Linked DNA regions of Homo sapiens: region 2 is linked to region 1. The links are chromatin loops, found by intact Hi-C in ENCODE. Cell type or tissue: ascending aorta. All regions are shown on one strand. Links, peaks and the distances in the headings refer to the core of each region. The heading gives the core; the rest is flanking DNA. Region 1 holds the start of AGTR1 (angiotensin II receptor type 1). Region 2 has its middle 51 kb from the start of AGTR1.

Region 1 (5,385 bases), core at 212-5,211:
AGCCTACTTGGGAGACTCTTTGGCATTCTCCAGTCATGACTGACCAGAAAAAGGGCTAGGTAAACTAATAAGCATGCGGCTAGAGGGCAGGAGCTCGCATTAAGCAGCCAAAACACCTAAATGTGAGGGGTCACTATTTTTGTCCCTGTAACAAATTCGAAAGCAAAATACAGCAACTCTCAGTTATCTGCTTGAAAGGACACTGTGGCAGCACAGATAAAATGACAGCAGACATGCATCATGCATTTAAACTATGAGTTTTAAATTCCTTCTCAGCTAAGCATTTTACCTGGGCTTTGGGTAAGTAGCAGAGTAAACTTTTCTTCCTTATTTTCCCTCTAGCATAGGGGAAAATTAGTCATTAGTATTAATTAGTCATAATTGAAATAATAACAGCAGTCGTAAGTAGCAGCAGGAACAAAAAACCAAAACAAAATTATATACACAAATACTCACACAACTCTGATCCCAAACTAGAAAGAAGAAAAAGAAAAGTGAGAAACCTGAACAACCCACAAATCTGCCCTTTTCTGAATACTGACCCACGATAAGAGAGAGAAAGACTGAAGCTTAGAATGCTGTGGGACAGCAGCATTGCCGCAGCACCTGTGACTGAAAGACATTTTGCAAATCGCAAGGAAGACAAGTCTTCCATTGGCATCAGTGGAACCGGTGGAAGAAAACCAATTTTATTCTGAGTTGGATGATGGAAGAGTTGATTCAGTTTAAGGTCAAAGAAGAGCAGAACCAGAAATCAAGGCCTCAGGATGGGAACAAAGAACAATGAAGTCAGGGGGAAAAAAGGTGGCGGGGAGAGAGAGTGGGTAACAGACTTGAAACTAAGAATCACAAAACTTAAGCAAATGTTGAGACCTAGCAATTATGATGGGCAGTTTCTATAACCTAGCCTTAAGCTTAGACTTTTATTTTAAAGCAATAACCAAAACAAAAGAAATTAAGGAATTATATCACTGGAGGGAACCTTATGGGCAGAGACTTGAGGTTCAGAGTTGTGAAATAATGCTCTTACTATCACACAGCAAGTTAAGTGGGAGTCTCCATTTCCCTTCTCCCCATGCTTTCCTGCCCCTGCACTGTCAGGAAGGGTGGTGGAGAGGAAGGAGAAGGTACCAGGGCACCCGGGAATACATCACAGCCTGAGGACAGGTTATGCAGGTGGGGCCTTTATAGCTAGGGAAACACCGGAGAAGACAAGGGAAGTATGGCAGTTTCTTCCTTAGAGAAGACTTATAAGGGGGTTAAAGCATATGCTATGTGAAATAAACACCTGGAGATCCAAAACCCTCAGGTGGTAACTAATAATAAGAGAATCATGTTGGGATGCAGCATCTTCAGCGGGAAGCACAAGTTGCTCAACAAAGTAATAAAATAGATCAATAGGGTGCCAAATTTCTTGCCTCTATTACTTTCTCTTCTCAGAATGACACAGGAAATAAATGTAGCCAAGTCCCAAATCTGATCCCAGTACCCAAACTTTCATTAAAAGAGGGCTCCTGAAGGGGGGGAGTAGGTTTTTAATACTTAACGAGGCTATCAGCAAACAAAGAGAAGAGGCCCAGGTGGGCTCAATAGCCAGGTCACAAATGGTTGCCCAAAGAAAAAAACGGTGCAGAAGGAGACGCTTTGGGGAAGAATTGCTGAGGTCTTCGGGAGACTATAGCAGGCTGGCACTATGGAGATGTTTACCTGGACATTTAAGAAAATTGGAGGATGGAGTTGGGTGTCGGGCAGTGGCCTGCCAGAGGCTCTGTTTAGTCCTGGAAGCAGGAGACCTTTTGCTAAAATTCTGTCTCAGTTACACACATGCATTGGCTAAGGCTGTAGGGATTGGGGTGTGGAGACATCTTGCTTCTCCTTCCTCAGTTTGATTATTCAAAGGACATCTGGGAACCCTGAGGGTGGGAGAGTTTGGCCAAGGTTGGAGCGATGTCCCGTGTCTAGGACCCACCGCTATGGTTTGCAGGGAGAGAGCTAAAGGGACGTGAGCAGTGCAGGGACATTGACTGGGAAGCAGAGGGCGTGGATGGAGACACTCTTAACTTCACCTCAAAAGTAGCACAACTTTTAAACGAACGCCTTGCAGAGTCATACCGGCTTCCCGCTCAGATGATGGCTAAAATACAAGAGTTAACTAAAAGCCTCAGGAAGAAAGTTTATTGAATTGCATCTTATTTCTGTAGATTTCTTCCTTGCACTCGGAAGAGTTTGGTTAAAATGGATTGAGAATTTCGAGGCACGTGGCAAACAAACCTACCTTGTTCCCTCCCATTCCAGAAGCCCCTCACCTGATTTGGGAAAGTGTGGCCAGCTCCAGGGGCAGGCGCTGACCAGAACTACGGTCGCTCTTTCCTTGGTCCCCGAGAGCTTCCCAGTATAGAGCCAGCAGTTAGGACACCGTGACATGAAACTTAGCACCCCGCCCTTGAAGTCCCCCAAGCATGCCTGGCGGTCCGCGCGGACTCACCCGCGCCCCGGGCGCTGCGTCACGTCCCGCCGAGGGCCGGCTGCGCTGGTGCGGGTCTCCCGCCCGCCGCCTCGGCGTCCCGGCTGTGCGCCCTCACTCGCTGGGTCCGCTCCAGCCGCTCCCCATCGATCACCGCCGCGGCCCGGCAGAGCTGCTAGCGGCGCGCCGGTCCAGACGTCCTGTCACTCGCTGCTGCCTGGGGTCCTGGCTGTCAGGCGCTGGAATCATTGGCGAGGAGGCAGCTCCGAATTTATAGTGAGGGGCGTTGCTGCTTCTTGGGTTCCGGGGACGAGGCTCTGTTTTGCATTCCCTCCTCCTCCGCCCCGCCCCGGGAGACCCTCCCGGCCCAACCTCCTCCCTCTCGGGATATTGACGGCAGCAAGGATGATGCCACAGTCGTCCCGTGTCAACTATCAGATCAGCGTTCACCTGGTCCCGAACCCCGCCTAGCGAGGGGTCGTGAGGGAGAGCGAGCTGGGGGTACAGGAGTATCATTTCCTGCGGAGATTCGTGTTCTTCAACATTTTTTTTTTCTGAACTTGGAAAACTTTTAAGGACGAATTAGAGAACTTCTTTCTCTTTCCTATGAGTAACTCGAACTTTGGTAATACAGTTGTGGATCATAGATTACATGGATTAATTCCAGGGTTATGAAATTCAAGGGTGGACACTCATTTGTTCCTATTGGACATGCTACCCAAGTTGCATTTTAAAAATGTATTTTAAAAACCCAATAAATATTTAAAGAAGAAATAATATCAATTCTTCACAAACTCTTCCAAAAAATAGAAGAGTAAGGATGATCTCCCAACTCATGCTATGAGGCCAGTATCACCCTGATAACAAAACCAGATAAAGACATCACGAGACTACAGATCAATATTTCTTAAGAGTATAGATAAAAATTCTCAACAAAATGTAGGCAAATTGAATCCAATAACATATGAAAGGGACTATACACCATGGTCAAGTGAGGTTGATGCCAGAAAGCAAGATTAGATTAGTTTACCAAAAATCAATTAATGTTAGATAGGTGAGTAGGGTGACTGTAGTTTACAGTAATCTATTGTATATTTCAGAGTAGCTAGGAGAAAATAACTTGAATGTTTCTAGCATGAAGAAAAGACAAATATTTAAGGTGATGGATATGCCAATTGCACTGATTTGATCTTTATATGAATGCATTAAATTATTGCATGTACCTAAAAAGTCCTGTCACTCGCTGCTGCCTGGGGTCCTGGCTGTCAGGCGCTGGAATCATCGGCGAGGAGGCAGCTCCGAATTTATAGTGAGGGGCATTAAATTATTGCATGTACCTAAAAAGTGTACATCTATTGTGTATCAATAAAAATAAATTTAAAGAAGTAAAAAATGGACAAAGCCTACATGATTGTCTAAAAAAATTTTTAAAAACTATTGGACAAAATTCAACACTTTTTCATGCTAACACTCAACAAACTAGGAATAGGAACTTCCTCAAACTGTGAAGTTTATTTATGAAAAACTTAACTAATATCACACATAATAACGGAAGACAACGTTTTTATGTCTAAGATCAGGAACAAGACAAAATGTCTAGTCTTCCCATTTCTATTTAACTTTGTACTAAAGGTTCTAGTGAGGGCAATTGGACAAGAAAAAAAGATAAATGGCATCCAGATTAGAAAGAAAGTAAAACAATTTCTATTTGTAGATGACATGATCTTGTATTAAAAAGCCCTAAGGAATCAATTAATTAACTATTAGAACTAAGAAACAAGTTGAGCAAGTTTTTAGAATACAAGATCAATATACAAAAATCAGTTGTATTTCTATACACTAGCAATAAACAATCAACAAATGGAATTAAGAAAACAATTCCACTGTTGGCTTCTCACCACTTGCTGTGTGGGTCTGTGTCCTCTCCCTGCCTCACATGCTGCCATGCCTCAAAAAGTTAAGGAGATCAAGGACTTTCTGCTTACAGCCAGGTGAAAAGATGCCAGATCTGTCAAGGTCAAGAGAAATAAGGATAATGTGAAGTTTAAAGTTTGATGCAGCAGATACCTTCATACATTAGTCATCATAGACAAAGAGAAGGCAGAGAAACTGAAGCAGTTCTGGCACCCTGGTTTGTTAGAGAAGGAGATGAAATCAGACACACTGATTTGAACTGTGTTAAAAATTTAAAAATTCAAAGATAAAAACAATTTTACTTACTATAGATCAAAAGAGTAAAAATACTAAGAAATGACCTGGTGTAGTGGCTCACTCCTGTAATCTCAGCACTTTGGGAGGCCGAGGTGGGTGAATCACAAGGTCAGGGATTCGAGACCAGGCTGGCCAACATCGTGAAACCCTGTCTCTACTAAAAATGCAAAAGAAAAAAAAAAAAAAAAAGCCAGGCGTGGTGGTGCATGCCTGTAGTTCCAGCTACTCAGGAGGAGGAGGCTGAGGCAGAAGAATCGCTTGAACCCAGGAGGTAGAGGTTGCTGTGAGCTGAGATTGTGCCACTGCACTCCAGCCTGGGTGACAGAGTGAGACTCCATCTCAAAACAAACCAACCAACCAACAAAACAAAACAAAACAAAAAAAACCCTAAGAAATAAATTTAACAAAAGGATCTAAAACTTGTAGTCTGAAAACAAACAAAAAGAATTGTTGAAATAAGGTAGACCTAAATAAATGGAATGACATTCCATGTTCTTGGATTGAAAGATTTAATATCGTTACAATGGCATTAATCTTCAAATGATCTACAGGTTAAACAAAATCTCTATCAAAACCCAGCAAGCTTTTATTGCAGAAATGAATGGAGTTATCCTAAAAACATGTAGCAGTGCGAGGGGCCCAGAATAGTCAAGACAATTCTGAAAAAGAACAAACTTACCAATTTCAAAATTTACTGCAAAATTACAATA
Region 2 (5,385 bases), core at 87-5,086, 51 kb after region 1:
TAGATGACTGTTGAAAAGCCTGGATATTCTTGTTATAAATTCTATGCTTCTTGCGGTGAGGGGCCTTATCTATTATATTAACATCCTGTTTATTAGATTGTGCCTGATTGGTGCTTGATAAACATATGTCAAAGTGATGGACAATATGAAATCAGTTTTGTGGTCTTGTTTAGCTGCCTCAACAACCTTCATAACATTTTGTCTACAGTAAAATATGTCTGAGCTCCCAAGAACTCAGTTACGAATGCATTGTTGGAACTTATTCTGTTGATTTAAATTAAGAATGGTTTATAAACAATAAATTGAGAACCACTACTACAAATTATTTGTGTTTACCATTTAACTGCAGCAAACAAAAAATGCCATATCTCTTAGGCAGCAGATCCTTTTTGAAATTCAAGTTATGACAACTGTGTTTTAACTTCTTCATCTTCAAGAAATGAATCCATTCTTTCCAGCTGTAATCATCTTGGCCAAGAGACCTCAGCATTTTTTTTTCTGCAAAGGCCCATGATTCATCATAAAAAAATCAGAAACTGGCCAAAATAAATGGTACAAATATTCGTCAGGGAAAACAGCTATGTAACTAATTGTAGATTCAATTTTTCAATTGGTGTTCTTTCTATAAATTGTGTCCTTCCAAAAATTACCCCCAACCAAAAAAAAACCCACTTTTCACTTAAGACATTTTGTTCATGATATCTTGTATCTTTAATAAAAATGCACATGTATTCACATCAATGCTGAATGACTAATACCCAGAGTCTACGAAATTGCGCCTCTAAAAGGACATATGTATCACTGTCATCCTGTTTCTTGTCCTCACATTGGCTTAGAAAGATAAATACATCTGATGATTATTGTACTGCTTAATGACTTTCTAGGTTCATAAGAAATTTCATAGATTAGGTAAAAAAATTGAATACTAAGTCAAGATCTTCTAGTTTTAACAAAAGAAGACTAAAGATGAAGGGCAATTTGCAAGCTGGTGAATGTTTGTGGCTCATAAATTTAACCCCCAAATTGTCGTGTTGTTTTTTTCTTTTCTTTCTTTCTTTCTTTTTGCATAGAAAACCCATATAGAACTTAACAAATTTACAAAAAGACCTCATATATAGAGTGTGAGCTAACATGGAAGATGTTAATAGTGCCGTTAGGCAGTGTGATTTCTATCATTATCAGCCATTATTCTAAGAATAGTAAGTGGCAGATAAAGAGCTCTGACTAAATTTCCATCTTTTTTTGTAGTCAGCATGTAAAATGCATATACTTTGCTTCTAAATTGTCACCCCTTTCTTACAAATTGCTCATTATATTTGCTTAGACTTGTAAAATGGAAACTATTTTATTTAAAGGAAATAAAGGCAGGAAACATTGAATAAGGTACCTGTGACTGTTTTTAGATGTGTATTTTAAAACCTTTAGCAGTGGTCCTGGACTTTGACTGAGTCAATAGAAAGTAGAAATTCTCCTGGCAATTAAAGAAAAGAAGAAAAGAAAGAAGGAAAAGAGGAAAACAAGAAAACAAAAAGTTGAACTGTGACTAATGAGACCTGGAAAGGAGCTCTGTTTTTTTTTTTTTTTTTTTTTTAATTAAAAGTAATTTTGAAAGCCTCACTTGAAATACAAAAAATTAGCCGGGCGTGGTGCCAGGCGCCTGTAATCCCAGCTACTCGGGAGGCTGAGGCAGGAGAATGGCATGAACCTGGGACCTGGGAGGCGGGGCTTGCAGTGAGCAGAGATCGCACCACTGCACTCCAGCCTGGGTGACAGAGCGAGACTCCGTCTCAAGAACAAAAAAAAAAAAAAAAGGAAAGAAAGAGGTCTCAATGAACCAGATTAGGAAGGCTTTGAAATCAGGTGTAAGTGGCTTACTTTGTTTAGGAGTTTTGCTGGTTCACATACAGTGATTTTATGTGCATATATGTGTGAATATCATACCATATATAAAGTTGACATGCCACATTCAAAGATTAAAATGCAGACAGAATATACTAGAATTTTGGTCCTCTTCTGAGGACCAGAAGAAAGAAAAGGAAGCAAAAAAAAAAAAAAAAAAAAAAAAAAAAAAAGGATAGGGATTGTATTGTTCTCTTTAGAAGAGAATGTGGCAATATTAATTTAGTTCCAGGATAATATATTAGTCTTTGACATTTAGCTTTTGTTCTTCTTGTGGAGATGTTTCTTACATGCCTTATGTTGCAACAATGGTTTGATGTCTGAAAGGCCGAAGACAGCTTTTTCAGTTGTGTTGAATTTGAATTCGTGTTAAATTTTCCTTAATGCAAAATTCAAACAGTTCATACTTCGTTAATGCCCAGTAGGTAGAATGTAAACACATATATTGTACAATGGGAATGGCTGTGTGTAGCAATAACCGACATACTACCAGACCTTCAAATGAATTTTGAAGCATCATCATAAAAGGATTAAATGTTGTTTCATAGAGTAAAATGTATTTTGACTGGAATTGAATTGTATAAAATTTTCTAGTATGTATATAATAGGTATGAAATCACTCAACTAATCAAAAAATTATCTCCTGCCATTTTGAATGCATTAGAATTTACTGCATCATATTATAATCTTTAAAATGCCATTTTAAAGCAAAATGTTTCATGAATGGGTAAACTTTCATAATATAGAGGGCATTATTATAAACATTATTGTAAATTTTTATTTACTAGAAGTACCACAGAAGAATAGTTGATATCCACCATTTCAAGCCAGCACACTAAAGCATTACATCCATAGTGTGTGCAGTTTCTAATATATGCTTTTTAATCATTCTTTTTGCTTCCTCAAGCAAAAACAACAACTTACACTCATTGGCATTAAATGACAGAAATCACAGTTAGTAATTCTGGTTGGAGTCTTTTGTTAATACCTCATATTTATCAAAAAATTCCCTGTTCTATGTTATAATGTATACTGCAGTTGAAAAACACAAATGGTACCAGAGAGCATACGGTTTTTTAATTTCCTTAAAAATAAAAAGCTAGGGAATTAAATGCTTGCTAATGAAGTGTTACATTTCTTAGTTTCTCCAACTCATTTTAATTGAAAAAAATCCCTTAAAGTGTCTCCCATTTTCCTATTCTCAGAAGAGAAATAAGAATGATCTATAAAAGAACATGCAGTACAATGACTAAAAAACTGAAACAAAAACGGCATTCTTTAGAAAAAAATCTTGCATTCCTTTTGTGTATGTGAGAAGTGGCGCAGAGTTCAGATGTTCAAGGATTCATTCTTAACAGATTTTTCAAACATTCAGATAGATATTTCAGTGGAATAATCTCAGTAGTTTATGCGGGTGATAAATGAACATTTTAGGCTCACCTGACCCCAGGCAACACTGAGCTAAATTACCTTTTCTCCAAATGGAGCCCTCTATACATCTCTCTCTTCCTTGAAATGCTGATTAAAACAGCAAGAGGTGATGAAAAAGATGTTGTGTTGACTCAGGGATAAAGCAATAATGGAAATGTGTGAAATCATAGCCTGGCTCCGGAACCAGGTATAACTTGGACTGTAAAATGCAACACTTCCCGAGGCTCCATGCTGTCCACAGGGAAGGCAATTACCTTTGGGTTGGGGAAAGCTTGAGATGCACAGCTTAAGGGAGGCAGGTGAGCTAGTGTCTGGGGGAGACTGGGAGGCCCTGGGGGAGCCAGGACACCTAATTTCTTCTCCATGTTCTACCTTTGACTCAAGGTGATAATACTGCTATTCCAACACCATCCTAAGTTTCAAGATAAATTTTTATTAGCCATAGAATGAATGTAAGATGCCCAGAGACTGTTTCCACATATTCAGGATGTTGCCTTTACAGGCCCCTAAGAAGCTAAAGAGGGAGACGGTGATAAGGGAATGTGGAAGAAGGGGAAATGGGAGGCATGCCTGAAGGGAAAGCAAGGGACAGGGAAGGGAAAAGTAGGGAAGGAAGAGGAAGAGTGAGTCAAAAGAGCATGTGGAAGGGAAGGTAGAGGAAGAAAAGAAACAGAGGGAGAAGGCCAATGTCTCTGTCTTTTCAAGTGAAACACGCTCATTTAGATTCATATGCGTGAAAGCATATAATGGTAATATTATGGTAAAATGCTATGAGTGTGAGCATGTATGTGTACATGAGGCTACACTTGGGATGCCATGCAAGTGTATGTGCAGCCTTTGCTCAGTTATTCCAGGCCCTCAACTTCTTCTCCAAAATGGAAGGGTGTCAAGGGACTCAATAGCAAATGGATTGGGCTCTATGTTCTCTGTCAGACCTGTGTGGCTTTGCTACATATCCAGGCTGAGAAGATATCCTTTTCCATATTCCCCCAAACCCTCTGTTATTTGACTGTCCTGTTGCCAAAATTCTGAGGGTATCTGCAATGTATTTCCAACTTTGTTATAAAGGAATTTCAGTCCCTGAGATATCCTGGTAGCTAACCATTTGACACAGCTATTTTATTAACCTAGTCCTTGCAGCTTCCTGGAGGGATGCCGGAACAGGGAAAATGATGGTATCTGCTTGAAAAACATGAAAATTAATGGGGACTATATCCGAATGAACTTATCTTTTTCATAGGAATGTACTCTTCTAGAAAACATGAAACAATTACAGTGTACAATTTTTATACATTTCTCCAGGGTACAAATCTTTCTTTTATCATATGCATAGCTATTTTTGCCTACTTGGGATTCAAAGATGCAGTGGGGACCATATACATGAGGCTGATCATTTTAGAAAATGAATCATAAAATAGTTGCACATGAAATAAAGTAGGGAGTGAAGAGTCCTACAAGTCCTGTAGTAATTATTAAAGAGCAATTAGTCTCTTTATAAATCAGTTCATCAAGGAAGTCTTTTAAAAGTCAAGCTGCTTGAATATAATGATCACTTATTTAATTGACGTAAATAAAGGAAGGAATGAAATTTAAATTTAAAATGTAGATACCTTAGGTGGTGAAGAGTAAGAGAGGGGGAAGATTATTGATTGTCAGAATTTCAATTCATATACATTGTCCCCTTCCAACCACCACAACTGAATTCTGAGACATTTTGGGGAATATATTAGAAATTAGTGGGGCAAGTTCACCAGAAACCTTTTGGCATAGGGTCTTAGGATTGTACTTGGAAGGCACTTACCCTGAAAATAAAAGATACCTGAACCAATATATTAAATGATTAAGAAATTATTTTAAAATAGAACACAGTAACTGACTCTCAGCTTTAACTTTTGTTTCAGGCATCCTTACTCCTGAACCATAGGTGAATCCTATATAGATCTGAGCATCTATAAGAGAGACCTGTTGACCTGGAAGCTTTGTAAATCATTGGGACACAAATAGCACAGCTTTGTGTTAGAGATGTCTCTACCATAGTGGGGCAGGAGTGGGGTG

The links. Hi-C counts contacts between places; a loop is a spot of excess contacts. Peaks named below come from ENCODE experiments on the same cell type or tissue, not always from the same donor. Only the 100,000 strongest peaks of a DNase experiment are listed, where the experiment ranks them.
Region 2: a loop joins it to region 1, with 9 times the contacts of the local background. A loop is called at or near these places in 4 of 110 quality-filtered maps.

The regions. Positions count from the first base shown.
Region 1 is chr3:148,695,228-148,700,612 of GRCh38, reverse strand. It overlaps AGTR1 (angiotensin II receptor type 1), which reads right to left and starts at 2,710. Exons shown (of 3, transcript NM_000685.5): 1 at 2,486-2,710. It also overlaps the pseudogene RPL38P1. In ascending aorta, for the core only: no CTCF peak of the experiment used is centred there; a DNase peak (open chromatin) is centred at 2,772; H3K4me3 peaks cover 2,329 bases; H3K27ac peaks cover 606 bases.
Region 2 is chr3:148,644,285-148,649,669 of GRCh38, reverse strand. No RefSeq gene overlaps it. Among named protein-coding and RNA genes, the nearest start is that of AGTR1, 51 kb to the left of the region's middle. RefSeq lists an enhancer at 5,366-5,385. In ascending aorta, for the core only: no CTCF peak of the experiment used is centred there; no DNase peak of the experiment used is centred there; H3K27ac peaks cover 1,542 bases.